Linked DNA regions of Homo sapiens: region 2 is linked to region 1. The links are chromatin loops, found by intact Hi-C in ENCODE. Cell type or tissue: dorsolateral prefrontal cortex. All regions are shown on one strand.

Region 1 (2,500 bases):
TGGAGATTAAGTTTCAGTATGAATTTTGAAGGGGACGCTATATTTTCATACAAATAAAAACTCTCAAGAAGGGAGTCAGAGTCTTAGGTTTCTGGACATGAGACACTCCTGTGATAAGTAGTGGTTTCAGCTTTAGAACAGGGTTCCTCCACAAACTTGGGTGTTCCGTGTACTCACAGTGTTAATGGCCTAGCCTCCTCCCCTGGGGGAAGCTAACTTGGCATTCTCTCCGACTCACCTGATGTCAGTTATTTCCTTGCCAGGGTAAATGGTTATCAGCCCACCTGATACTCGAGAGTTTCAACTCTTCACACCCTCTACCTGCTTTCCCTTTGTGACTTTGCTTTCTGGTGTCTATGATTCCATTCCCTAGTGAGCAGGCAAGCAGGTGAAGTTTATGCAACCATTTCACACCCAGGTCTTTGTCCCTCTCCCTTCTCCCCCAACACCTGGTAGAACCCTTCCCAGTAGCAGGCACATACCATATGAATACATGATGTTTCAAGTCACAGATGAACAGATGCTTTCCTGGTTGGAGGCCCTGGTGCTCGACTGGGCTTTGGTATTGCCCTTGTTCTCCTAAGCCCCATTCCTGGGACTGTGGATAGTAGAGAAATAAGATAGAGGACTTCCAGATTCCTTGAGAGGCTCCAGAAGTAATACTATGGGTAGTTCTGCTTGGATCTCCCAGAATCTGTGTGAGGAGGGGGTGGCAGAGCAGAGAAAAGAGGTGGCATGCTGAATAGACCTCTTGGGGTCAGTTGATGGAAGGAGAAAGGGAATATGGCACCGATAAGAGACTCTGAAACTGCTCACCCAGAGCGCAAGTGGGAGGAACAATTACCTCCACAACTAACTCCCAGACGGGTCTGTGCTCATCATTAGAAAAATGCTGACAGTGGCAGCACATCTACACAGATAAGACGGCTTTTCCTTGCCCAGTCTGCGTGGGCCATTTTTCACAGCTTTTGGAGGCTGCAATTGCTGCCACCATATGTTGTGCTGGAGATGGTGCAGCCAGCTGAGCTTCATGTGGAATAACTGTTGGCAGCCACGCCAACTTTAAATTGATATTAATGTCAAGCTTGCTTTTTATAGTTTTCCTGAAGGTTTTAACAACAATAGACCAAGGCAAGTTTCATCGTACCTGAACCTGAATCAAGCTCACATTTTTCTGATGTGTATTTAATTCGGTTTTGGCACAGAGTCTGTGTTTTTCTTGGGTTTTACATCATTTATGAGGTTGCATGGATACACTCTAACAAAACATCATCCATAATCAAATGAGACTCACAGAAGAAAGAAGTGCATGCCAATTCCGACTAATCTTAGCCTTTATGGGAATAGCTATTTGCTATAAATGATTAGCCAAACATGTGTGTCAACACTTTCTTAGCAGCAGATAGAGATGTTGTTAACCGCCACATTTACCGTGATATTTCTAGCTCCGTAGAGGGGGAGATGCTCTACCACAAACAAATCTGTCAACTAAGTTCTTCTAAGTAAAATCTACTCTACTAATTAATTGTAATAACTAAAGGCATGGATGTTAGCATGGTGTGTGTGTGTGTGTGTGTGTGTGTGTGTGTCTAAAAATTTTGCCTTATTTCACACTAAACATTTTAATAAAATGACTCCAGTCACTCTCGTATCACACTATGGGGTCGTTTTAGGAAGAAAATGAATTTTTCCCCAATATACAGCGGCACATGGTCCTATCCCTCCTCTAATCCAGGGCATCACCCAGCATTTGCTGCGTTGAAAAGAGGTATATATATTCTTCAAGCATAGTTTATGTGATTAAGTATGGCAAAAGCTTAATAATTGAATCCATAGTAAAATATTTGTACAAGAGTCAACATCTGCACCTAATCATTCTATACGTATGTGATGGTTTTGAGCTTATTGTGGGGGACATATTTCTTTTGGTGATTACAAACACACAGCTGCCAGAGAAATCTGCTGTTTTAAAGCACACTTTTGCTGCTGTGAGGGGACGGGGTGGGGACTATGTGGGCTACGCCCTGGCAGGAATGTCTTCTCTTCTGGATGGAGTCTGGTGATTTGTTCATTTGGTTTTTTGTCTGCTGAGTGGATATTGAATGAAGATGAAATGAGATCTGCACACATTGGTGGCTAGACAATTTATTTTCTCAAATTTAGAAACAGTCATAAGATGTAATTCATGAAAAACCCGGACATTGTTTATAACCCGGGGCAAGGCCGACACTTCTTTTCTGTGTTTTCCTGCACTGGCGAACTCAATGCAAATGGGGCATTTCAATTACATCTGAATCAACTGAAAGCACCCATTGATGTTGGGATAAGTGACTGTCTCTGGCCGTCTCTGTTTTATCAGCTGCATCCTCTGTGGGCATGCGAGGCTTTCCAAAGCCCTCAGAGGAGGCCAACATGAAAACTTTGAGTCATCAGATCAACTAGAGACAAATACCTTGAGTTTAATAAAATGAAGTTTTAAATAAAATGAGTTTTTCTTCTA
Region 2 (2,500 bases), 74 kb after region 1:
GGATGGGCTTGTTATGCTGATAGCTCACAGCAACACCTGGTACAGTGCAGGGGGACCCAGAACAGGTTGGCCTGAAGAGGTGGATGAGTGGGCAAACTGGGAAGAGGACTCTTGTGAGAGGCCAAGCACGGACTTCTCTGTGGACAGTGGCAAGAGGTGGGCAGAGAGGGAAGGCTGTACGTACACTGTGGATAGGGTTATTCCTATGGCACCAGACACCACGCTGATCACTTGGGAAATGTCTTTGGAGACAGGCAAAGACCTGTGAAAGTTTTTCTGAATGACAGAGCACAGGCCACAGCCCAATGGCCTCTGGAATCAGATGCTGGAAACCACGGAGGATGCGGGAAAGGCTTTGGTGACGGGTGTCTTGGTGGCACGATCAACGTAAGACTTCACCTTGGGTGTGCCACCTGTTATGGTCATGCAACCCTGGCCGGAGGCGGAGGTGTTTTGATGAGGTGGGAAGCAGAAGCACATGCATGAGGTCATTGTCATTTGCTTTTTAGCAACCAGCATTCAGCCCCCATGACAATAGGCTTCGACCGGGTCTTTGTTCTGCTGCCCTCGCCCAGGAAATGCAACCTCTGTCTGCCTCCTAGAAGTGGGGATATAGAGCAGAGGGCGCCGGGCAGGACCATGTCTAGGACCCAAGGACCCCAGTGCAGTGACTATTCTCCAAAGCCAAATGACACGTGTGGACCCCATCGAGCAGGTGAGCTTGTGCCTCTCACTAGCGCTGTGGGAGCTGACTCTGTGCCTCAGTTGCCTCATCTGTGAAATAGGGATGATAAGGTTACCCCCTTAGAGGGCTAATAGGAGAGAGAAAGGAATTGACTCAGAGCAGCGCCAGCACACAGGGCTCTCCACGGTGGCTAGCTGTTGTCCCTGCACTTATTCCTGTCCATTCCACTGTGGCACCCAGTTAGGGACCCACATGGAGATGGGCGAGACAGTGAGAGAGCACATGTAGGGGCTGTTGCCACACGCAGTCACTCCTATTCCCTTCCGCCTGCTTCCTTCCACCTCCATCTCTCCAAAAGGAGAGAATCAGAGCCAGGGCCTCTGCAGCAGGCAGAGGGCCTCTGTGTAAATTAGAAAGAGGCTCACTCTCCCAGCCAAGAGATGGGAAAAGGAGACCAGATGAAGCGCCTCTCTACCGGGCAGCCACAAGCCAGTGCACACGCTTGCAGTGTGCTGCAGAGAACCGAGTGTCAGCCTTCGGAACTCCTAAGGGGTCTGGGCCCACCCCGACCCGAAAGCAGAAATGCCAGCAGCATCGCAGGGGTGGTGGGAGGCGCGGGCACAGACGAGGAGAAACACAGGAACAAAGACCCCGAGGAAGGAACCCCCGCTCCATGGTGGGCATGAGGCTGCTAGCGACCCGATCAGGAAACAGTGAGGGCTGAGGGTGGGCTGAAAAGAACAACCACCTATTTATCCCAGGGCTCGCATTCCTTTCCTGTTCACACTCATCTCTGGGGAATTCAGCCCAGATTTTACCCAAGGCATTGCATTTCCTTATACTTAATTGGGTGACATTTAGAGGAAAACATATGTGCCCTAAAAGATTCAGCAACACTTGGAGACCATCCTCAGAAAGCCACACCCACACCCAGGAACCAGGCCACCCGCACATGCTCTGGAAAGAAAACCTCATGCAGTAGCTTGGCCAGCTTTGGGGAAAACACCCTCGCAGAAGCATCCCCGGGAGCCAGCGGCCAACCCCAGGCCAAGCTGTGCTCGCCCACTCTCCAGGAACCGAGGGCCTCCCCTACCTGAGACCAGGGTGAGGCAAACCAGCTGCCCCTCGAGGGTCCCGCAGCAGCAAATGGGGGGTGCCTGGGGCATGGAAGCGGGGCGCAGGCACGTTCCAGCTCCAGGCTGGGCTTCGGCAAATGTGAGCACTTCTTTGAGGCCAGCTCTCGATACTTTCCAGAAACATACTTTTCAGCACATTTTAAGAATCTTTTCTGTGTTCCTCTTTCACATGTCACAGAGCACTAAAAAGAAGAGAACAAAAGAAGTCAGTGAAAAAAATCTCTTTTTTTGCAAAATCTGTGGGTTAAAATATCAGAGATATCTGCTTGAACATTTATATAAGTGTGAACATTCAGTGAAAATTATTGGACCTTAGCATTTTTAAGAGACATTATAGAATCTATCATTAAAAATAAGAGGAACTTGAAGTCAGTGGCACAGCATCATGGGGCATAAGTAGGGGCAGGGCAGTCAGAAACCATGAAGGGAGTAATTCTAAAGCTACCGTTTCACTGGAAAATTAAAATGTTGGGCTGTCACTGATATCGAAGCATACTGAAACTTAATACATAAGTACATGTGGTAACTACCACGGGTCCATGGATTAACCCACGCAAATGCAGTGATGTTGGCCCCTAAAGCTGGGGCAGGTAGAAGAAACTCAGGGCTCACAATCTTCCCTAGGCATCTGAGTGCTGCCTGCGAGGAAAGGAAGCGTGCGTGGAGAGCACGTCCCTTA

Evidence for each region. Hi-C counts contacts between places; a loop is a spot of excess contacts. Peaks named below come from ENCODE experiments on the same cell type or tissue, not always from the same donor. Only the 100,000 strongest peaks of a DNase experiment are listed, where the experiment ranks them.
Region 2: a loop joins it to region 1, with 8 times the contacts of the local background. A loop is called at or near these places in 6 of 110 quality-filtered maps.

The regions. Positions count from the first base shown.
Region 1 is chr5:5,380,253-5,382,752 of GRCh38, reverse strand. All of the region lies in intron 2 of LOC101929200 (a long non-coding RNA gene), which reads left to right. Among named protein-coding and RNA genes, the nearest start is that of ICE1, 41 kb to the left of the region's middle. In dorsolateral prefrontal cortex, no CTCF peak of the experiment used is centred here; DNase peaks (open chromatin) are centred at 962 and 2,317.
Region 2 is chr5:5,306,007-5,308,506 of GRCh38, reverse strand. ADAMTS16 (ADAM metallopeptidase with thrombospondin type 1 motif 16) reads right to left here. Exons shown (of 23, transcript NM_139056.4): 21 at 1,779-2,003. All of the region lies in intron 4 of LOC101929200 (a long non-coding RNA gene), which reads left to right. Among named protein-coding and RNA genes, the nearest start is that of ICE1, 120 kb to the left of the region's middle. In dorsolateral prefrontal cortex, no CTCF peak of the experiment used is centred here; no DNase peak of the experiment used is centred here; H3K27ac peaks cover 1,430 bases.